Regions from separate parts of the Homo sapiens genome. Here all the other regions are linked to region 1. The links are chromatin loops, found by intact Hi-C in ENCODE. Cell type or tissue: natural killer cell. All regions are shown on one strand.

Evidence for each region. A loop is a pair of places that touch in the nucleus more often than their neighbours do. Peaks named below come from ENCODE experiments on the same cell type or tissue, not always from the same donor. Only the 100,000 strongest peaks of a DNase experiment are listed, where the experiment ranks them.
Region 2: a loop joins it to region 1, with 11 times the contacts of the local background. A loop is called at or near these places in 103 of 110 quality-filtered maps.
Region 3: a loop joins it to region 1, with 16 times the contacts of the local background. A loop is called at or near these places in 90 of 110 quality-filtered maps.

What each region holds. Positions count from the first base shown.
Region 1 is chr1:13,662,771-13,670,770 of GRCh38, forward strand. LOC105378612 (a long non-coding RNA gene) reads left to right here and starts at 7,424. Exons shown (of 3, transcript XR_946968.2): 1 at 7,424-7,881. In natural killer cell, CTCF peaks have their summits at 3,077 (motif pointing right) and 3,288; a DNase peak (open chromatin) is centred at 3,111; H3K27ac peaks cover 1,465 bases.
Region 2 is chr1:13,957,272-13,965,271 of GRCh38, forward strand. It overlaps a transcript of KAZN not described here. Among named protein-coding and RNA genes, the nearest start is that of PRDM2, 260 kb to the left of the region's middle. In natural killer cell, CTCF peaks have their summits at 3,314 (motif pointing left) and 3,515; a DNase peak (open chromatin) is centred at 3,300.
Region 3 is chr1:13,808,020-13,816,019 of GRCh38, forward strand. The region is part of intron 8 of PRDM2 (PR/SET domain 2); the gene reads left to right. Among named protein-coding and RNA genes, the nearest start is that of PRDM2, 110 kb to the left of the region's middle. RefSeq lists a silencer at 3,360-3,409 and an enhancer at 5,857-5,906. In natural killer cell, CTCF peaks have their summits at 3,407 (motif pointing left) and 5,832 (motif pointing left); DNase peaks (open chromatin) are centred at 1,612, 1,932, 3,372 and 5,792.

The DNA.
Region 1 (8,000 bases):
ATGCCTGTAATCCCAGCATTTTGGGAGGCCTCAGTGGGAGGATTGCTTGAGCCCAGGAGTTCGAGACCAGCCTAGGCAACCCCGTCTCAAAATAAATAAATAAATAGCTTTTTAATCCTCTAACCTAGCAATTCTGCTTCTAGAGGAATTGTTTTATAATTGTTTATAATGGCAAATAAACTGTCCTACATGTCCATCAAGGAGAGCGTGTTTACAAGACTTGTAGTATGCTCACCCCATGAAGTATTTTACACACAGTGATGAAAATGAATCCACGATGGCCATAAATGTTAGAAACGTAAGACTGAATTTTTAAAAGCCAAAGACCACACACCATATGATGACATTTTGAAAGCTCAAACCCAGTAAAAGAAGATAACACATTGTTTTGACAACACACAGCTTAGGTAAGCAGATTTTTTTTTTTAAGTCAGAGAGTGATAAAGACAAACTTTAGGGTAACGATCATCTGGGAGGATGGATCTAGGGAAGCAGAAGAAGGAATTAGGGGTGGGGGTTGTCCAAGTAAATGTGAGGCCTTTTGTAATGGTTTAATTCCAGGATTGACAAGCTAGAGCCTGCAGGCCAAATCTGGCCCTTCAACTGTTTTTGTAAATAAAGTGGGTTTTTTTGTTTTGTTTTGTTTGAGTTGGATTCTCGCTCTGTTGCCCAGGCTGGAGTGCAATGGTGCAATCTCACCTCACTGCAACTTCCACCTCCTGGGTTCAAGCAATTCTGCCTCAGCCTCCTGAGTAGCTGGGGTTACAGGCACCCACCACCATGCCTGGCTAATTTTTGCATTTATAGTAGGGACAGGGTTTCACCATGTTGGCCAGGCTGGTCTCTTTGGTCAGGCTGGTCTCGAACTCCTAACCTTGTGATCTGCCCGCCTCAGCCTCCCAAAGTGCTGGGATTACAGGCCATAAAGTTTTATCTGAACACAGACACACCAATTTGTTTACATATTGTCTATGCCGGCACTCACTCTACAATAGCAGAAATGAGTAGTTGCAATGGAGACTATATGGCCCATAAAGCTTAAAATATTCGCTATCTGACTCTTTACGGAAAAAGTTTGTTGTGACCTCTGTTCTTGCCTTGGATTGAGTAATAGAGTCCTCTCTTTAATAGCGGTAAGACATTCACCTCTCTGGGTCTCAGTTGCCCTATCTGTAAATAGGGATGATACTACTCTGTGAAGTAAGAAACTGTATCATCCTTTAATGTATGGAAAGTGGATTAGTGGTTTTTTAGGGCCAAGAGGTGGCGCTGGGGGGAGATGAGAATATGGAAATAGGGACTGACTACTAATGAGTAAAAAGTTTCTCTAAGGGGGATAAAAATATTGTAAATTAGACTGTAGTGATGATTGCACAACCCTATCAAAAGATCCACGGCTTCCTGCGGGATTTCTCAACCTCAGCACGATTGACATTTGGGGCTGGATACTTCCTTGTTGTGGGGCTGTCCTGTCAATGTAAGATGGTGAGCAGCCTCCCTGGCCTCTACCCATTATGGGTAGTGATGCCAGTAGCACTCACCAAGTTGTGAAAACCAAAATGTCTCCAGACATTGCCACATATCCCTGGAAGCAGCTAGGGGGAGTAAAATCACCCCCAGTTGAAAAACCACCGTTCTATAATAATAACCTGAGAAATTTCCTCTGCACAGCATTACCATAGAAAGGAGAGTCAAAAGTCTTGGAGTAAATAGTAGGACCTTTTTACCATGGAAAATGATCAGCTTTGAATCACTGGGCAGGGACTGAACTGGGCAAGTCTTTGCAAGGGCAACTTCCAAGGAGCAACAAAGGTGGCACTTGAGTAATTTGGAAAGTGATACTAAGCAAGTTGGAAGGCTGCTGTGTTCCGCTCATGAAAACATCTGCACCTAAGTGGTAAGAGTTAGCTGTGTGGTCCTGGCCAATTTCCAGCCCAGGTGACTGCAGTCTCCTGTTCTTAGTCTTCCCTCCAATTTCTGTAGGGCATGGTGCTTTTCTTTACTTCCTGTTCCATACCTGATGACTAAGCCATCATTAGTCTCTTCTAGTGATTAGTTAGGAAATATTAATTTTAAATCAGCAAAGCACTAGGGGAAGAAAAGGACAACTTGGGTTTCCCTTTTCATCCCCAAGGGATGTAACAGCGCACCCGTCAAATCCTTGGTGGAGAGAGAAACCTCCTTGAAATTATCTTGCCAAAAGAGAAAAACGGATTAGCCAATAGTTCATAAATTTGAAAGCATAGGGCTTTCTTTTGATGAAGGCCACTTCCTAGAGGAATGGAGAGGAAGCTTGATCACAGAGTTTAGACACAGTTGAAGAACCCAGTGCTCCCCATTTCCCCTCCCATACATGTCTCTAATCTGATGGTCCCCTTACATCCCATCCTTGCAGGAAATTGATTCTCTTTCCAGCCTTTGCTCAATCCTTGCTCCCATTTATTTATTTTATTTATTTACTTTGAGACGGAGTCATGCTCTGTCACCCAGGCTGAAGGGCAGTGGTGTGATCTCGGCTCACTGCAACCTCCACCTCCCGGGTTCAAGTGATTCTCCTGCCTCAGCCTCCTGAGAGCTGGGATTACAGGCAGCTGCCACCACACCCTGATAATTTCTGTATTTTTAGTAGGGTTGGGGTTACGCCAGGCTGGTCTCGAACTCCTGATCTCAGGTGATCCACCCGCCTCGGCCTCCCAAAGTGCTGGGATTACAGGCGTGAGCCATCATGCCCAGCCCCTTGCTCCCATTTAAACCGTCAGCCCCGAGCTTCAACCCTTAGAGGCCTGGTTTCTGCCCAGCATCAAAGTGAATGGGATAGTCCTAAAGGGACCAATTTGTCTAGATTGGTCCAAGACTTGGTGGATTTTAGCACTGAAGGAGGTCCCGGGCAATCTTTTGGTCCCCAGCAAAACGAAAGGGTTGGATAGCTTAACTCCCTGAAGGCCTCCTCCATATTTCATCTCTTGTAACCTCGCAGCATCCAGGTCAACCAGTGATTGTGCGTCTTAAAAAAACAGAGCAAACCACTTGAATGAGACAAGCAAATTGCAAATTAACTGCAACTCTTCCTGATGCCCACCAGAGGGCTCCTTCTTCCACATAAACAGCCCTGCTGTGCCCAAAGGAACAGAACCTTCCGGACTAGGAGCAATCAAGTTAAGACGGCTCTGACAGTCACTGCCTCACAGCAGAAGTAAAAGAAGAGGGCTACGTCAATGTCATTTCTGCCTCTGTTAACAAACAGAAAGCACTGCTTATGAAATGGGTTCTCCATTCGTGTTCCAGGAATAGCCTTTATTCCAGGTCCTCACCGGAACCTTGCAAAGTGGGAACCGCTGGTGAATGGCCTAAGGTCACAAAACCATCAAACTTCAAAGACCGCAGTCTTTCCACTGTACCAAGTTACCTTGTTATTTCAAAGAACAGTGAAATGAGAGCGTTACAAGCTGTTCCCTGGGCTTAGGGCTGTGGGTGTGGACAAGGGAGGCTGGATGTGGACCCAGTGCCTGAAGGGGAATTTGGTCAACAGCCATAATGAAGAGCAGGAATGGGGGTGGGCGTGCAAGGGCATCGCTTCACCATGTGGACACCAACAGGAGCAAGAGAGTAATGGGGAGGCAGGGACAACCAGCCCTTGTAAATTCCCAACTCTAAGACAGCTGACAGCAGCAGCTACCATGGCTGCCCCATCTCAGGGAGCTCAGAGCACGCAGCAGATGGGATGCAGGCAGAGAGTTCAAGGCTATTAGGCCTCAGCACTAACCAGGGAGTCCTTAAGGGAACCAGGTGGGACTGCGTGTGCCCCAGGCTCCAGGCCACCTGTGACTGCCATCTGCCAAAGGAAACCGACAGAGTCACCCCAAACCAAATTAAGAACCAGAGTGCCAAGAGTACCCATAAAAAGAAAGGGTATCTGCCAGTTGTTGTTAAAGCAAAGAAAAAGGAAGAACATGGCAAGTCTACAAATGAGCCATGATATGTGTTAACCCTGGAGTCAGTGCAGAGAACACACAACATTCTAGAAAGGGTTGGGGTAGTTGCGTGGGGAACTTCTCTTAGAACCGAAATCTTTTTTTTTTTTTTTTTACTTTTTTATTTTTTAATTTATTATTATTATACTTTAAGTTTTAGGGTACATGTGCACAATGTGCAGGTTAGTTACATATGTATACATGTGCCATGCTTAGAACTGAAATCTTGCAATTCAGTTCGATTTAGACTCCTCTGCTGCTTTCACCCTTTGCAGACAGGCCCAGCAGCCCTGGGGTTTGCTTGTTCTCACTTTCTTCTTTTTTGGAGAAAAATTCAGCATTAGGTTTCACTATGGCATAGAATAGTTTTGGTTTTTTTTTTTTCTTTTTGTTTGTTTGTTTGTTTTTTAGTCAGTCCCTACCATTTTGACAATCACACTTGGAAGACCAGCTGAGCTGTCAGGAAAAGGACTCCTTTCTGCATTACTTTAACCAAAACAACTATGGTTTTTAAAACTATACATTAGGCCAGCCGAGCGTGGTGGCTCACACCTGTAATCCCAGCACTTTGGGAGGCCAAGGCGGGTGGATCGCTTGAGGTCAGCAGTTGGTGACCAGCCTGGCCAACATGGTGAAACCCCGTCTCTACTAAAATTACAAGAATTAGCTGAACGTGGTGGCACATGCCTGTAGTCCCACCTACTTGGGAGCCTGAGGCAGGAGAATCGCTTGAACCCAGGAGGCAGAGGTTGCAGTGAACCGAGATCGTGCCACTGCACTCCAGCCTGAGCAACAGAGTGAGACTCCGTCTCAAAAAAAACCAAAAAAACCCAACAAAAAACCCCCTATACATTAGATTACTTTATCAGCCCTAGCTTGCCACCAAACGAACTAGGTTATCATTTCTGAGTTGCAAATAATTCTTTCCCCATGGATATATTTTTATCCAGAGTAACATCTGTCTAATTCAAGACTTGAAAAATAAAGCCCACGTGATTTCAAGAAAATGAGCACTTTTAAGTCGTGAAGTATGTTGTAGCCTAAAAAAGAAAAACGTAGTCTTCCAAGAGAACCATCTCTCCAGTAAGAAAAAAAAAAAGTTCTTTGACTGACAGCTCTTTTCAAGTGCAAATGAGAGTGACAGCAAGAAGAGGTTTAAAATTCTCATTGGGTTGGAGGATACTTCTGCTTTTTTAATGTAAATATTGATATGTAATCTGGGTTTGCCCTGTCAGAAAGCATTCATGCATACAAACATGCTCAGGTTTTTTCTGTTTTGTTTTATTTTGTTTTTTTGAGACAGAGTCTCGCTCCATCACCCAGGCTGGAATGCAGTGGCATGATCTCAGCTCACTGCAATTTCCACCTCCCGGGTTCAAGTGATTCTCCTGCCTCAGCCTCCCAAGTAGCTGGGACTACAGGCACACACCACCACACCTGGCTAATTTTTGTATTTTTAGTAGAGACAGGGTTTCACCATGTTGGTTAGGCTGGTCTCTAACTCCTGACCTGGTGATCCACCCGCTTCAGCCTCCCAAAGTGCTGGGATTATAGGAGTGAGCCACTGCGCCCGACTCATGCTCAGGTTTTTTTTGTTTTGTTTTGTGTTTTTGAGACAGAGTCTTGCTCTGTCACCCAGGCTGGAGTGCAGTGGCGCGATCTCGGCTCACTGCAAGCTCTGCCTCCAGGGTTCACGCCATCATCCTGCCTCAGCCTCCCAAGTAGCTGGGACTACAGGCGCGTGCCACCACCGGCTAATTTTTTGTATATTTAGTAGAGACACGGTTTCACCGTGTTAGCCAGGATGGTCTCGATCTCCTGACCTCGTGATCCGCCTGCCTCGGCCTCCCAAAGTGCTGGGATTACAGGCGTGAGCCACCGTGCCCGGCCTCATGCTCAGGTTTTTATACATATGCTCCAGTTCCTTTCCTCGGTAGACCCTGTATTCTTTTCTTTCTGTTTTGAGATGGGGTCTCACTTTGTGGCCCAGGCTCGTCTCAAACTTCCAAGCTCAAGTGATCCTCCTGCCTCAACCTCCCACATAGCTGGGATTACAGGCACTTGCCACTGTTCCTGGCCTGTTTCCTTTATAATGCCCTTCTGGGAAGGCAGAGAGTGTGCATTGTGGCTAATTTCAAGAAGGCAACTCTAAAGAGCACCCCAAAAACTTGCCCATAAATCAGTGAAAGAGCCAATATGATTATATAAGTGACGATCTCATTGTTTTTCTATCTGGTTAAAGTTTTTTTCACCAGACTTGTGAAAAAAGGAGTTGAATATACCGATGTCCAAAACACACACTTCCATATAGAGCGGGAGGGAATGTTGTGGAGCCACCATGGACAGAAGGGTGGCAATACGAAAACCTCAATCAGTGTTTCTCAGACTAGCTGCATCTGTAGGGTATTTAGTGGAGCTCTGCTGTACAGGCAGCTATCTGCATTTAGGTCAACATATTTTAAACTTCATTATAGTTCTTTGATACTTAAGCACTATTGATATTTAATAGTGCTTTGATATTTAATATTTGATATATAAATATATGTTTGATTTCATATTTGATTTACTATTTGATATATAAAAGCACTTTGATATTTAAGCACAAAGAGGCATTTTAAAATTAAGAATAATAATTGTTTATATTAGTGAGCAGGATAATACTCTCTTCTCTTTTAAGAAGGCGTCCATCTTTTTGTTTTTTGCTTTCTAGTTAACACATAAAGTTTATTTTTTTAATTTATTTTTAAATTTTACTTTAAGTTCTGGGATACATGTGCAGAACATGCAGGTTTGTTACATAGGTATACATGTGCCATGGTGGTTTGCTGCACCCATCAACCCATCATCTAGGTTTTAAGCCCCACATGCATTAGGTATTTGTCCTAATGATCTCCCTCCCCTTGCCCCCCACCACCCGACAGGTCCTGGTGTGTGATGTTCCCCTCTCTGTGTCCATGTGTTCTCATTGTTCAACTCCCACTTATGAGTGAGAACATGTGGTGTTTGGTTTTCTGTTCCTGTGTAAGTTTGCTGAGAATGATGGCTTCCAGCTTCATCCATGTCCCTGCAGAGGACATGAACTCATTCTTTTTTATGACTGTGTAGTATTCCATGGTGTATATGTGCCACATTTTCTTTATCCTGTCTATCATTGATGGGCATTTGGGTTGGTTCCAAGTCTTTGCTATTGTGAATAGTGCTGCAATAAAGATATGTGGGCATGTGTCTTTATAGTAGAATGATTTATAATCCTTTGGGTATATACCCAGTAATGGGATTGCTGGGTCAAATGGTATTTCTGTTTGTAGATCCTTGAGGAATCGCCACACTGTCTTCCACAATGGTTGAACTAATTTACACTCCCACCAACAGTGTAAAAGCATTCCTATTTCTCCACAGCCTCGGCAGCATCTGTTGTTTCTTGACTTTTTAATAATCAAGAAGGCCTACATCTTTCGTTGATGATGGACAGGTTGAACCAAAATCTGGTTCCAAATCCAGTTGGTTTTGTCTTGTATTTCTTACTAGTTGATATATTGGTCAGTCTGCTTTCTGTTGCAAGTGATAAACCTCAAATTAGCTTAATTTTTAAAAAAGGAATTCATTGACTTGTGTAATAAAAAAGTTCAGGGATACATCTAACTTCAGGCACGATGTCATCAAGAAACGGTCCCTCTTCATCTCTTGACTGCCTGTTTTTGTTTTTGTTTTCTGTGTTGCCTTTATTCTAGGCCTCTGTTCCAGTGATGGCAAAGATGACCCCAAGCTGCTCCAGACTCACGTGCCTTACTGCCTATGCTTTGAAAACGACAGAGAGTGTTCCTTTCACAGAAAACCCTGTGGCCGGGTGTGGTGGCTCATGCCTGTAATCCCAGTACTTTGGGAGGCCAAGGTGGGCAGATCACCTGAGGTAGGGAGTTCAAGACCAGCCCGATCAATATGGAGAAACCCTGTCTCTACTAAAAATACAAAAAATAATTAGCCGGGCGTGGTGGCACATGCCTTGTAATCCCAGCTACTTGGGAGGCT
Region 2 (8,000 bases), 290 kb after region 1:
GCAGACTCTAAGGCCAGTGCCCCTGGATATGGGCAGTGAGAGAGACAATCCAGATCCCTGCTCTTCTGGGACAGGGAGACAGGAAACAGCTAAGCAAGCTAAACTAAGATAATTTGACAGTAATGAGTGCCCTTCAGACAGTAAAAGGTTAATCAGACATGGAGTGACTTGGGGATGGGTTTGGGTTGGGTACCCCTGTGTTTTAGTCCATTTAGTGTTGCTATAAGGGAATATGTGAGGCTGGGTAATTTGCATAGAAAAAAATTATTTGACTCCCAAATTCTGATGGTTAGAAAGTTCAGGATTGGGCATCTGCATCTGGTGAGGGCCTCAGGCTGCTTCTACTCATGGCAGAAGGCAAAGGGAAGCCAGGTGTGCAGAGATCGCCGGGTGAGAGAGAAAGCAAGGTGGGGATGGGTGAGATGTGAGGCACTTTTTAAGAATAAACTCTCACTGGAACCAGTGAGTGAGACAGTGAGAACTCACGCTCTGGGGGATGGCGTTAATCTATTCATGAAAGATCCACTCCATGACCCAAACACCTCTCATTAGGCCCCATCTCAAATTTGGAGACCAAATTTCAGTATGAGACTTGGAAGGGACAAACATCCAAACCACAGCACTTTGTTTCTAATAGGACAGGGGTGGCTACTACCAGTAGAAGTATGATGATGACATCCAGGGAACAGGAAACGGAACAGGGACGTTCAGTGCTGGACATTCAAGGATGGGAATGTGATAGTAATTCAGGTTATTGAATAGGCATGTGCATGAATATTCACCTCATTCGTTCATTCATATATTTATTAAGCATTTACCATGTGCTGGGCATTGCTCAGGCATTAGGTACACAACAGGGAACACCAAAACCATGATGTGTGTGCACCCAGAGCTTATAGTGGAATGGGGAAGACAGAAGTTATTGTAATTATGCACACGTAGATATTCAATTGCTAATTTTTAAAAAATTTAGCCTTATACTTTTCCTTAATTCCACTTCACTAAAAATTAAAAATTGGCTGGGTGCGGTGGCTCACGCCTGTAATCCCAGCACTTTGGGAGGCCGAGGCGGGCGGATCACGAGGTCAGAGGATAGAGACCATCCTGGCTAACACGGTGAAACCCCGTCTCTACTAAAAATACAAAAAAAAAATTAGCCGGGCATAGTGGCGGGCACCTGTAGTCCCAGCTATTCGGGAGGCTGAGGCAGGAGAATGGCATGAACCCGGGAGGCAGAGCTTGCCATGAGCCGAGATTGCGCCACTGCACTCCAGCCTGGGCGACAGAGCCAGACTCCATCTCAAAAAAAAAAAAAAAATTAAAAATTAACATATTGGGAGAGAAACTAATTTGAAGGGCAGATCAGGGAAGGCTTCTCTGGGGTCATATTTAAGCAGAGACTAGGGGGTTAGGTAGGAATCATCCAGCCTGGGAGAACTGGTGGTGACGAGGCCCTGTGGGCAGATAGATACATCTATGGGAGGCAGACCTGGAAGAGCCAAAGGGCATGGTAGATTTCAGAACAGAGAGGAGACCAATGTGGCTGGAGCCAAGGCGGGAGTGGAAGTGAATTGGAGGCAGAGATGAGAAATGCAGGAGCTAGGCTGCTCAGGTCCTTGGTAAGAATTATAGGCTCTACTAGATTGGTGAGGTCTGACCGCAGCTAAGAAAAGCCAGGTGTGAACATCCATCCCACCCATCCTGGTTAGCATCTGCCCTGTTGATCATGCCTGTGGTCTAGGCCCACCCACAGTCTTGCTTTCCATTTTCACTCCCACCATCATGAATCTCAACCCCTGATTCCACCATGTCCAGGTGATTGCAGGTGTCTCCCAAGTGATCCCTCTAGAAGCCCCTGGGAGGTGATCAGGAATTAGTGCCCTTACAGAAGAGACCCCAGAGAGCTAGCTAGCGCTTTCTACCAGGTGAGGATGTAGCCGAGAAACACTTCTGTGAGTCAGAAGATGGTCCTCACCAAAACCAAATCTGCCACCACCTTGATCTTAGACTTCCCAGCCTCCAGAGCTGTTGTTTATAAGCCACCCAGTGTACAGAATCTCTATTGCAGTAGCTCACAGGAACTCAGACAAGGACCATACCCGACCTCACCTTGAGATGCTCTGGGATGGACTGTAAGTTGGCAGGGAGGAATTAGCAGCCAGGATCCACATCTAATTCTCTTTATCCTCAGTCCCCAGCACACTTAGAAATGCTTCAATAGAGTAAGGTCACATTGAATGTGAATGTCAGAATTGATTGGCAGTCCATCCCTCTGATCCTATTGGAACATGGCCCTGCCCTCTCGCACCCTCAGGGCCTTTGCACTTGTTCCCTTTGCATGGGATCATTTCCCCATCCTTCTCACCACATGAGCGCCTATGCATCCTTCAGTTCTCATTATAGATCACAGATGCTTCTTTCAGGAAACCTCACCTGACCAGGTGAGATGTCCACATCATACCCTCAATTTATTTACCTCCACCCTGGGAAATTACCAAATTAAGGCAGCCTTTCTCATTAGATTGTGAGCTCCTTGTGCACAGGGCCTGGGTCTGATTCACTCTCTTTAGATTTGCTGCCCAACACCCTCCGTGGCTTATAAATAGCACCTAATAAATGGCCATTCATTGTCGAAGGACTATAATGCAGTGGGCACTGCATTTGGAGCTGGGGAAGGAGGCAATGATGAATAGAAACGGATACAGACTATTCCTTCTATTTTCATGTGTATTTGAAGTTTTTCATAATAAAAAGTCCAAAAAACATGTAAACCCCACCCCCGCCTTCACAAAGGGTACAGTCTAATGGGGAAAAAGCCATTAATAAAATAATCACAGAATTTATCATTAAAAATCATGTTTAGCCATATGGAGGAAAAGCAATAATAAATAATTCACTTCTACAATTCTTGAGTATATGCCAAGCATTGTTTTAAAAGTTCTGTGTGCATTACTCATTTAGTCCTCACAAAATCCCTACAAGGACGGCACTATCATTATCCCATTTTGTAGAAGGGGAAACTGAGGCAGAGAGCTTCGCCCAACATCACACAGGCAGGCAGAACTGGGATTCTAACCCGGACAGCCCAACTTTAGAGCCGATCGTTTGATTGTATCTATGGCTTTTATAAGGACATACCTTAAGTCATGTACGTTCTAGTAATGCCAGCACTAGTCCCAGAGTTGTCCTTGGAAGGTGCCGTTTTCCCACTTGCCGGGCCACAGAGATGAAGGTGAAATCAGAACCACAAACTCACACCTAACCAGGGCCATCTTGGAACGCTACGTGCAGCCACAGTGACCTCTGGTGGTCAAAGCATGAATGGCATGAATGCATCACATTGACGCCGGGAGACCAAACCTCAGGATGATTTCCCAAATCGGCTTGTATTTGCTAAGGCCTCATTCGGGTCCTACTTGGGCTAGTGTCTCCCAGGACACGAGGAAGGATAAGTTTCCAAAGGCGGACTGTCAGGGCTTGGTCAGTGGCTGGGGGCTACTGGGAGTCTGTGCTCCTGTGTTCTGTCCAGGCCTTCGGAAAACCCTGGCCTCAGCTCCATCCAGCTCCCCTCTCCTGGGGCTTCAGGACCTGGGGCTTCAGGACAGGGGGCTGTGTGGCTCTGTCATCCAGGTTCAGTTGGTAACATCTTTTGCAGGCACTGTGTCCCTGGCTGAGAAGGGGACAGTTACTCATTCATTCATTTGATCAAATATTTATTGAGCATCTACTGTATGCCAGGCACATTCTAGGTGCTGAGAAGAAAGCAAAGAATAAAAGAGACAACGTTCCTGCATTCCTTCTCCCCTACATTAGGGGCTGAGCCCCTTTTTCCCACCTCCCTTTTCCCTCTCCTGCCCCCACCCTCTTCTTCCAACTTATAATGTAGTGTAATGATTTCATTCCTGGGGTTCGCGTGTGTGTGGAGTCTCTGTGTGTTGAACAAAAGGAACTTGACTTCTACTGCACTCAAAGAATAAACCATAAACTGCACTCAAAGAATAAACCATAAACCAGAACAGACAGACAGACACACGTATACACACACACATGCACATGTACAAATTCCTGACCTCATGATGTTTGCATTCTAGTGAGGAGAGACAGACCATAAACAGGTGATCATAAATGTCACAGAGAAAAGTAAAGCCACAGCAAGAGGGTCAGGAGTGGAGTGGTGGATGGGAGTCATTTTGTTTGGGCTGGGCTGGGATGCCTTGATGATATTTAATGAAGGCCCAAGGTGCCTTGTAGGGGTGCAATTGGTTTGTTCCCTTTCTCTCTGTCTCTTTCTCCACTGCAATTATCCAGAAGTTAATACATACAGTGGTACAAGTAGATGTTTTCATGTTTGAGAGTCAAAGATTCTAGAGGCAGTCACTCAGGGTGACATTGAAGTAACAATTTTCTACTACTTTGTTATAGTAGCCCACAGGGACTCAGACAAGGACCATACCTGACCTCACCTTGAGATTCTCTGGGATGGACTGAAAGTTGGGAGGGAGGAATTAGCAGCCAGGATCCACGTCTAATTCTCTTTATCCTCTGTCCCCAGCACACTTGGAAATGCTTCAATACAGTAAGGTCATATTGAATGTGAATGTCAGAATTGATTGGCAGTCCATCCCTCTGATCCTATTTGAACGTGGCCCTGCCCTCTTGCACCCTCAGGGCCTTTGCACCTGTTCCCTTTGCCTGGGATCATTTCCTCTATCCTTCTCACCGCGTGAGCTCCTATGCATCCTTCTCACCTCAGCATAGATCCTAGGTGCTTCTTGCTGGCTGGAGCGTTGGCCATGCAGGAACGAACATTTGTCCTCTTTTTCCTGTTGTGCTTCACACTTGGAGAAGTGGATGCAGGGAGGTGAGCTGTGTGGATATCTGGGAAGAACATTCTGAGCTGTGGGAACAGCCTGTGCCGGGGCTCTGGGCTGGGTACTTGAGGGACAGTGAGGAGGCAGATGTGGCTACAGGTGCAGTAGGGGGGTCGGGGCGGAGCAGGAGGTGAGGCCAGAGAGTTGGGGGAGGTGACTCTCACAAGGGGCCTTAACAATACCTTGTCCCTATCTCTGGTGGGGCTGATTTTGGCCTTGAGGATGAAGGCAACACCTTCTCAGAATGCTGAGCAACTTTGTCCACACAGTGGAGGGGTGGAGGAGGTGAGCTCCTGACTCAGGTGCCCTGACACCATGTGGGGCTCTCTGGGGCCAGGCATCCTCAGAGGCTCTCACTTGCATCATTTCTTGTTTACTTTCCCAACAACCCCGGGTGATAGGCCTTATGCTACCCATTTTCTTTTTTCTTTTTGAGATGGAGTCTTGCTCTGTCACCCAGGCTGGAGTGCAGTGGCGTGATCTTGGCTCACTGCAACCTCCACCTGCCAGGTTCAAGCGATTCTCCTGCCTCAGCCTCCCATGTAGCCAGGATTACAGGAGTGCACCACCACGCCTGGCTAAGTTTTGTATTTTTAGTAGAGTGAGTGTTTCACGGTGTTGGCCAGGCTGGTCTTGAACTCCTGACCTCAGGTGATCTACCTGCCTTGGCCTCCCAAAGTGCTGGGATTACAGGCATGAGCCACTGCACCTGGCCTATCCTACCCATGCTCTAGATGAGAAAACTGAGGTGTAGAGAAGTAGAGAAGAGAGTTTTAGGTGGTCAGGACAGCTTGCTCGAAGCCATGGTGAATGGAGGATTTGGGGGTGTTCTGGTGACGGAGAAGTCTTGGAGAAGCTAAAGAGACAAATTGGGGCCAGTTTGTAGGGACTTGTGTATCATTATAGGAAGCTGGAACTTTATCTTGGTGTCAACAAGATAATAAAGGGATATGATAGGAAGGGATATTATACTACCTGTGTTTAAAAAATCTCTCTAATGTCTGTGGTGATGGGGAGTGGGGAAAGAGGGGCTGGAGAGTCAAGGAGATGGGAGATTTTGTGGACCATCTAAAATAGGCTGAGGGCTACTTTCAAGAGAGAAACTACCTGATTTAGAAACATCAGAAGGTGGAAGTGAGCAAGGGAGGCAGGTTAAGGGAAAGTATGAATTTTTTATTTTCTATTTTTCCTTTATTTTCTAGAACATTCAGCTCCATTTGGGGACGGTAGTGGGCACTGCAGAAGTGCTTGTTGGATCCAAATCCTCTAGCTACGTTGCTGGCTGTGTCCTTATTTAGTTCCTCACATGGATAGTGATTCCAAATGGACCACATCCTCTTCAGACCTAAGAAGACAGCATCTTCTATACACTGGGCATTTTGTGTTAGAAGATATTGCTTTAATTATTGTTCCTCTGGCTCCTTTATGAATGAGTCTATCATCCAGGCAATTATAGAATTTTCTAAGTAAGTAACAGCCACTTCTTATCTCCCTTAAAATTCTATTCATGCATCAAAGCCTAGCTCAGCCATCATCTCCTCCATGAAAAAACAAAAAAACAAAAAACCTTCATCTCCTTCTGTGTTCTTTAAAGGGTTAAATGTTTCTGCTGTGGTCTGTGTGTGTGTGTGTGTGTGTGTGTGTGTGTGTGTGTGTGTGTGTAGGGGTAGTGGATGACAGGGCAGTATACTGGATGTCATAATAGGCTTTGGAGTTAGATATCATACCTGTGTTTTAATCCTACTTCTGCCAATTGCCAGCTGTGCTATCTGGTTACTTAACCTCTCTGAGTCTTAGCTGTGTCATCAGTAAAACGGGATAAGAGTATCTACCTCCTAATGCTGTTGTGAGAGTTAAATAGGCTGATTGATCACAGAGCTTGGCACAATGTCTCCCATTTGCAAGTGCTCAAATAGTGGTGGTAGGGGTTGTTAACACTCTTCATCCATTTTTTAAAATTGTCTTGAAAATTATTTACTGAGTATCTACTATATGCCATATACAATCCTAGGCATATTCTATGTGCATCAGTGAATAAAACATATGTCTTCCCTGGAGGAGATACTATAGTTCTATATAGTCTAGATGGGGGAGATAGAAATAAACAATGGTGTTTAACAACGAGTAAGTGTATTTTATAGTGTATTAGAAGGTAATAAGTGCTGTGGACAAAAAAGAAGAAAGCAGTAGAAGTTGGTTGACAGTACTCAGGCAGGTAAATCAGTCAGCTACTGCTGCGTAACAAATAGTCACACAACCTGATGGCTTAAAACAACAACTGCTTATGTAGCCCCTAGTTCTGTAGTTCTGTGAGTCCGCAATAGGCTGGGTTCAGCTGGGCAGTTCTGGTCGTGGCTCACCTGGACTGTGCTCATTCATGTGTCTGTGGTTACCGGTTGGTCTAGGATGGCCTCAGGACAACTCTGTTCTTTAAACGTAGTCTCTCATGCTCCAGCAGGCCACCCCAGGCTTGCTTTCGTGGTAGAAGCAGGGTTCTGAGAGAGGCAAGTATCCCAGCCTTCTTGAGGCCTCTACTGGGTGGCATGACATCCCTTTTGCCGCATTCTGTCAGCCAAAGCAAGTCAAAGCCAGCCAGCTCTTGAAGGAAGGAGGTAAAAAGTTTACATCACAAAAGGTGTGGCTATGGGATGGAAAGTGAGGGGTGATAATTGTGGTCACTCTTGCAGTCAATCTACCACAGTGAGAAGGGTGCAGGTCGCAGCATTAAACAGGCTGGCAGGGAAAGCTCTCCCTGAGAAACTGACAGTTGGACAAAGACTCGAAGCAGATGAGGGAGCTGGTGAGGCAAGTGGTGTAGATAAGAGGGTGCCAGGTGGAGGGCATGGCTAGAGCAAAGGCCCTGGGGCAGGGACGCACCTGGGGCATTCCAGACACAGCAGGAGAGTGAGGCTGGAGGGCAGAGTGAGAGCAGCAGGGGAGGACAGAGAGGCCACCTGATGAGTGCAGGTCAAGGCAGGGACTCTGCCTTCCACCCTGAGTGACATGGAGGGGTGGGCGCTAGAGAGGTTTGGGCAGGAGGTCAGGATCTAACTTGCAGTTTTAAAAGATGATTTCAAGTTCTGTGTTGAGACTAGATAGTAGGGGGCAAGGGTCCAAGCAGGGGGACCT
Region 3 (8,000 bases), 150 kb after region 1:
ATTTCCCTCCTAGAGTAGGCAGTAGAGCACACTTTGCCAGAGGCCAGACACTTCTGGGCAAAGCCTGTGTGGGGCACACAGCAGGTTCCTCCCAACCCTGCTACTATGTTTAAAATGTTCAACCACTGTGTATGAAAATCTTACCAAGGTAATGCTACACTCCCCTGCTTTCTAAAAACAGTTGATGCTGGGCCGGGCGCGGTGGCTCACGCCTGTAATCCCCACACTTTGGGAGGCCGAGGCGGGCGGATCACGAGGTCAGGAGATCGAGACCATCCTGGCTAACATGGTGAAACCCCATCTCTACTAAAAATACAAAAAATTAGCCGGGCGTGGTGGCGGGCTGAGGCAGGAGAATGGCGTGAACACGGGAGGTGGAGCTTGCAGTGAGTGGAGATCGCACCACTGCACTCCAGCCTGGGCGACAGAGTGAGACTCTGTCTCAAAAAAAAAAAAAAAAAAAACAGTTGATGCTGAACTTGTTCAACCCTTTCTTGATGTCTAGGATTGAGGACTACGTATCTCATTCATTTTGCCGGGATTTTATGGAGGAGCATCTTGGGGAGCATAGTAAGTCCATTTTCCCTCCCCTGCACTGAACAGATTTCTTGGTGTCTGAGAACAGCTGTGCAGTGGGAATATCACAGAGTCTTGAATTGCTCATTTCTTCCTTCCTTACATGTTGAGGGTCTATTATTCACTCACGCACAGTTAGGTACTAAGAATACAATGATGAACAAAACTCAACCACGCTCTGCCATCAGAGACCTTACGGCCCCCTGGGGAGACCTGCCTTTATCAGACAGTCGCAGATGCATGAGAAACTGCCCGTGTGGGGGCCGGTGTGGGAACCTGACCAGGGCCATGTTGCCTCAAGAGGGCGACCACAGAAGCATCTCCAGAGCAGTGGTTCTCAACCCAGCTGCATGTTGGAATCACTGAAGAGCTTAAAAATACCATTGCCCAATCCTGCCCCAGAGATCCTGATGTCATGTCCTGGCATGCAGCCCAGGCCTCTCTGGGTGAATCTAGTGAGGAGCCGAGGCTACAGGCCACTGGGAAATGGGGTCTACCCAGATTAGCTGGAGTAAACAAGAACAGAAGGGGAGAGATGGGCTGGGAGGGCAGTGCAGGCTGGACTTGATGTATCAAGGAACTTGGACTGCGTCCTGGGAGCCATGGGGTTTTGACAGGTTGCAGCAGGGGCGTGTCGTGGTCCGTTTTGCCTTTTGGGAAGACCGTCACACTTCTGTGGAACAGATGGGAGGGGAGCCAGTGTGGAAGTGAGAAGTCCAGTGAGGAAGGCGCCTTGCAGGACTCCAGGCGAGAGGTGGTCCCCGACAGTGGTAGAAGAGGAAGGAAGGCGGACTCGATGGAGCCAGTGGCAGGTGACGTGTAGCAGGAGAGAGTGACGGAGGGACCGTGTTGAGTCTCAGGTCTCTGGCTTTCAGGGCACAAATGCAGTGCTGTTCACCAAGAACAGGAGCAGGGTGGAGTGGCAGGCGTGAGGTGGGGTCATAATTTAAGTTCAGGAACTGATTTAAGGGGCCTTCTAGATGTCCAAGAGATGTCACGTCAGTGCGTGAATGGAGTTCAAAGGCCAGATGTGGGCTGGGCGTGGGTGCCGGTGAGTCATCTGTGTGAGGCTGGCCGTGGACGCCAAAGCCACGGATGCATCGCCTAGGGAGGGAGTCACCTGCAGAGATGACAGGCTGTGGTCCAGACCCCGTGTTCAGATCCTAATCTCACCAAGCATGACTCTGGGCAAGTTGTCTTAACAAAATTTGGGCTGCCATAACAGAATACCATGGACTAGGCGGCTTAAATGACAGAAATTTTTTTTTCACAGTTCTGGAGACTGGAAGTTCAAGATTAGGGTACCAGCATGGTTTGGTTCTGGTCGAGGCTCTCTTCCTGGTTCACAGACTGCCACCTTCTGTCTGTGTCCTCACATGACCTTTTTCGAGCACACGCATCTTCTTACAAGGCACAAGCACTAATCCCGTCATGAATGTCCCATCCTCATGACCTCATTAAACCCAGTCACTTCCTGAAGGTCCCACCTCTAAATACAATCACATTGGGGGTTAGGGCTTCAGCATATGAATGGGGTGCAGGGGACACAAAGGTTCCATCTATAACAGTTAACCTCTCTCAAGTTTGTCGACCTCTCAGGTTCCCCAAGGACGAAATTAAGCATGCATGGAACCCGGGACATCATGGCACATACATGGCCTGGCACATAGTATTTCCCTACCCTTGAACTTGCCCTCCTTTCCCGCTTCCAGGGAAGTGTCTGCTGTCTGCTACAGACTCTGTATTTGCCTCAATCTAACAGCTCTTTTCTTCCTCTTCTATTCATTTTGCTGCTTCTGATTGGCTGTGGACTTGTAAGCCATCGGCCGTATTCGTTTGAATTGTGTGTACAGTAAGAACAGCGTGCACTGAACGTGAAAGCTTGAGTTCTTTTTTCTTTTCTTTTTTTTTTGTTTTGAGATGGAGTCTCACTCTGTCACCCAGGCTGGAGTGCAGTGGCACGATCTCGGCTCACTGAAAGCTCTGCCTCTGGGGTTCACACCATTCTCCTGCCTCAGCCTCCCAAGTAGCTGGGACTACAGGCGCCCGCCACCACACCCGGCTAATTTTTTGTATTTTTAGTAGAGACGGGGTTTCACTGTGTTAGCAAGGATGGTCTCGATCTCTTGACCTCGTGATCCGCCCGCCTCGGCCTCCCAAAGCACTGGGATTACAGGCGTGAGCCACCGCACCTGGCTGAAAGCTTGAGTTCTGTGTGACTTTGTGCTCCTTAGGGACAGGCTGCAGGCCCAGGCATGAATTTTAGTGCCTGCATGCAGTGAGCTTCTGTCAGAGTTTACAGATCTGGGCCAGGCGTGGTGGCTCATGCTTATAATCCCAGCACTTTGGGAGGCCGAGGTGGGTGGATCACCTGAGGTGAGGAGTTGAGACCAGCCTGGCCAACATGGTGAAACCCCGTCTCTACTAAAAATACAAAAATTAGCCGGGCATGGTGGCAGGTGCCTGTAGTCCCAGGTACTCAGGAGGCTGAGGCGGGAGAATCGCTTGAACCTGGGAGGTGGAGATTGCAGTGAGCCAAGAAAGCACGACTGCACTCCAGCCTGAGCGACAGAGTGAGACTCTGTCTCAAAAGAAAAAAAAAGAGTTTACAGATCAGTGGGCACTGGTTGTGGATGGCTCAGACTTTCTACAACGTTCTAGGCTGTTCTCTGGATTGTGAAGGTTAAGGGGCCTCTGGATAAGTGAGGCAATGGCTCGTTAACGCTTACTTGCACAGTGACCATGCCATCACCATAACCCACAGGAAGCATCCTGTGACACTGTGCTCGCCCCCTGCTGGCTGATGGGGCATCCCCTTGTAACTGGAGGCAGTGCTGGGAGCGCACAGGCTGTCCTTGTGCCAGAGACTCTGGGCTCTGCCATCCCTGGACAGGGGCCGGGCCTGGGGAGGGTGTGTGGTCCTGAGACCATGTTTCCTCCACCTGCAAACCAGGGGCATCCCTCATGGCTGCCTCCACCCACCCACCCAATATTTCCTGTACCAGGTCCTGTGCCTGGGGACACAGGGGATTCCACTGTCAGCAAGACTCAGTCCCTGCCCTCAAAGACATCCTCTTCTAGTGTTGAAGGAGTAAGCAACTCGACAGGCAAGGTGATTGCTGTGGGAAAAGCTGTGAGCAAAAGGCCCAGAAAGTCACAGAAAGACAGAAGGAAGACAGAAGGGAACTCCAAAGGCTATGGGAACAGGGCTGGGGTTGCCACTAAGGTGGGGAGGTCAGAGAAGGCCTCTTTCAGGAGACACTTAAGCTGAGACCCACAAGGTGGGAGGGAGCTGTGGGCAGAGGAGGGCAGGGCAGGGGAAAGCCAGGCAGGGAGCAACCAGGTAAGAAGAGCTTGGCCTGGCTGAGAGACAAGTGCACAGGGTGAACACAGAGTGCGTGAGGGGACTGGGAGGGTCGCAAGCAGGTGCACAGCACTCTGTGTGGGAAGGCTTGGGCCACTTTTGCACTGGGCAGTGATGTGGTCCAGTGTCGTGGTCATGTCCGGTGGTCCTTATAAAGGCCTCTCTTGTTGCTTAGTGGAGAATGGATTGGTGGTGGGGGGGAGGGTGCAGCGTCGAAGTGGGGACAGTGCAGTGGCAATTGCCACAGTCCCCGTGGAAGGTGTTGATGCCACAGGTTGTGCTGGGTGGTGGCAATGGGAGTGGAGAGAGGTGTGTGGACCTGGAGGCAGAATTAAGGGACCCGGAGATGGATCAGCTTTAGGGTAAGCACAGCGGGGGGTCTCACAGGCCCCATGATCACAGCACACTGCTCGATGGTGTGCCTGCTTCAAATGTGTGTGGTTTCTAGGTCTATGGCCAATCCGAAGCAGCAAAATGAATAGAAGAGGAAGAAAAGGGCTATTGGGCTTTAGTTGTAACAACAACACGTTTGGCAGTGCCATTTCCTGAGAAGAGTGACAAGAGTCCAGTGTGGCTGGAGCCTGGTAGGGGCGGGAGCAAGGTGGGACCCTAGCATGTCCCACTTTGCCGTGTTAAAGTGAGATGCTCATTAGACATCCAAGTGGAGGGGCCCGGCAGGCAGTGGGTGTGCGGGTCTGGAGCCCTGCCCAGGAGTTTGAGCCAAAAGTCTGACCGAAGTGTTGACACAGAAGTCTTACCTGACATTCAGTCTTTAAGGACCAGTCAGGACCCTGGCTCACCTCCTGCTCCGATGCTTCCTGGGGTCACACCCACTAGGAGCATCTCACATGTGCTGGATTCTTCCCAGAAAGCAAAGTGCTCTCAATCCTGGTCACCAAAATGCTTCCAGCCCTGCTCTCTGTTGGCAGGCTGGCAGGGACTGTCTCCATTTTACAGAGGGGGAAACCGAGGCTCCGAGGCCGAGCGACAGGGAGTGGCTTACCCTGGGCCATACAGTCAATGAGAATGAGGATTATTAGAGGCCACCCCCAGGTCTCCAGCGGCCATACTGCATCCTCCTGGGGTGATGACTTCTCCATATGAGTCCACCAACCGCAACTGCTGCAGTCACGACACTGTGCTGATACCTACTGGAGTGCCAGGATGCCCTGCACGGAGACCTTTCTCCAAAGTTAATCATTACTGTAACCCCAAACTGGTCTTCCCGATTTGCAGAAGATCAACCTGGAACTCAGACAGGTCCATGACTCACTGAGGTCACACAGCTAGTGGGTGGGAACCAAGAATCATGAGGCTCTGCGCTAACTGCTACTGTGCCCTGGAGAAGCACCCAATTCCGGAGCCTTGGTCCTCGGTATTTAACATCTCGGGGTTGGGGGCACTGTGCTCTCATGAGTTCTTTGACAGTGAAGCACTTCTTGATCAGGAAGGACAGTCCCCCACGACATCCTGTCCCCGTCCTAACAGGAAACACCCAATTAGTGACCTGGTGTTTCTTCAAAATGGTGGCCTAAGGAGCTGAAAGCCCAGGGCTCTGCTCGCCTGGGAAAGTCTCCATATCCGTCTGAGCCTCAGTTTTCTCATCCGTGAAAGGGGTATAAAAGCACTTGTTCTTCCTACCTCCTGGGCTGCTGGGAGGGTTCAGAGAGAAAACTGAGAAAGTCCTTGGGAGTCATGGAGGCCATGTTCATGTTGGCTGCCGTGGTCCTCCATTAGGCCAGGCAGTGGATGAGGGGTAGCAGAGGGGCCTCTGCCTTCAGGGGTTTTGCCCCCGACCTACTCGTTCCACCCAGATGGACGCCCTGAGCCGGGGAGGAGGCGCGCCCCCTGGTGGAGACGCTATGGTTGCTGCATCCGCAGGAGCCCAGGCGGAAGAGATGCTAAAGGGAGCGGAGACACACTGGCTGGCTAGAGAGGCCTGGGAGGTCGGGGTGTTATTTTTGTGTGATTGATCTGGCTTTTGGATACTTAACAGCAGAGAAAGGGAGAAGCTGGATACTGATGATGCAGGGCTTGTCTGTCTCCAAAGCTTCTGCTGGTCTTGCTACACCACTGTAGACATTTCCCTGGGAAGGGGGACATCGTAGGGAGGGGACCTGCTCTTTGCCAGCTCTGTTTCTTATTGCCCAACAGGACACAGGAGTCCATGTCTCCAGCAGCCTCCCAGCTGGCTGTCTCCTCCCAGGTTGGGTCTCCTGGGGCACCAGCCAGCTAGAATGGGGTTGGCGGGGGTGGCCACTAGCTGCCTTGGTGGCCCGTCAGGAGCACAGTTGTATGAAGCATGGGTCCTCCGTTTCCTCCTTAACTCTTGCACAGGCGAGTAGACTGAGCTGACCGTGGGCCTTGGCTGCACAGCGCAGGGGAGGAATTCAAACAGGGGCAGCCCTGACCTTGACAGAGAGCCAGGCCCTTGGGGGAGGCTCACTCGTGACAACAGCAGGTCTCTTAGTCTTGTCTAAGGCTTTTCTCCAGCACCTTCTACATTTGCTTGTCTGTTGATGCATTTGCTTATTTTAATATTGATTGAGGGCTCCCTTGCCAACATTGACACTGTCAGCATTTGGGGCTGGTTAAACCTTTGTTGCGGGGGCCTGTCCTGGGCACTGTAGGAGGTTTGGCAGCACCCCTGGCCTTACCTTCCAGATGCCGGTAGCAGCACCCTTCCCTCAGGTATGAAAGCCAACGATGTCTCCACACATTACCAAGTGTGTACCCTGATTGAGAACCACTCATGTGAGCTCTACCATGTGCCAGCTTTGAGCTGGACTCCATTCCCGCCTCCTGTTCCCGCAGGCAGAGCTGGCTCTGCAAACACCTGGAGCAGGTAGGGTTCCGGGCGTGTTTGTCCCTCCTGCTTTCCTACCTGCCTGGCCTCCCACCTCCTCTGACCTGGGCCGCCTTGTCCAGAGGCCTCCCTCACTTTCCATTCTTCCATCTAGAGAGGTAGACAGGTGACAGGCTCTTTGTGCCTCAGTTTCCTCATCTGTAAATTAGGGATAATAACAGTATCCACCTGGGTAGGTTTTGTGAAGAGTTAGATTGTTTGTGTATGGAAAATACCTAGCACAGTTCTGGACATGCAGTGAGCCTGTATGTATCACTCTTACTCAGTGGATGTTTGTTTGTTTGTTTATTTATTTATTTGAGATGGAGTCTTGCTCTGTTGCCCAGGCTGGTGTACAATGGAACAATCTCGGCTCACTGCAACCTCTGCCTCCCGGGTTCAAGCGATTCTCCTGCCTCAGCCTCCTGAGTAGCTGTGATTACAGGCATCCACCACCACGCCTGGACAATTTTTTTTTTGTATTTTTAGTAGAGACAGGGTTTCACCATGTTCGCCAGGCTGGTCTTGAACTCCTGACCTCAGGTGATCCACCCGCCTCAGCCTCCCAAAGTGCTGGGATTACAGGCATGAGCCACCGCACCTGGCCGGATGTTTATTTTTATTGTGCCAAGCTGGGGATGCAACAATGAACAGGACAAAGATCCTGACCTTGGGATCTCAGAGCTCATGAGAAAGGCAGACACCTTATTCTGGGCTTTTAATTCAGGTGGGATGGGGACACCTAAGGGGCCTGTTGGAGGAACACCCCACCCAGGAGTTAAAGAAGGAAAGCTTCCTGGAGGAGGTAGCATCCCAGCTGGGCTATGAAAGAGAAGTACGAGTTAGCTGAGTGACGAAAGGAGAGGACTAATGGTGTGAGTTATCTATCTTTTAAATAAATTTTTTAAAAGCCCTTCTGAAAAAATCAAATCCCATTTACTGGGGGCGGTGGTTGGGGGTGCTTTTCTGTACAAATAGTACAAAACCATGCCCCCGAAATTCCTAGATTCACCTCTTTGGGAAGCCACGTCACCCCTGTGAGATACTCAGCATGGAAGTGCTTGGCACAGGATAGATGTGGAGTGTGGGGTTAAGGGCAATGGAGCTGCCTCCATTCCCCACAACCCAGCCCATGTGCAGGTGTGTTTGTACTTTGATAATAGTAACCTCCCCAGATGCTTTTTTCCTTATGGGTGTTGGGGCCTGGCAGGAGGG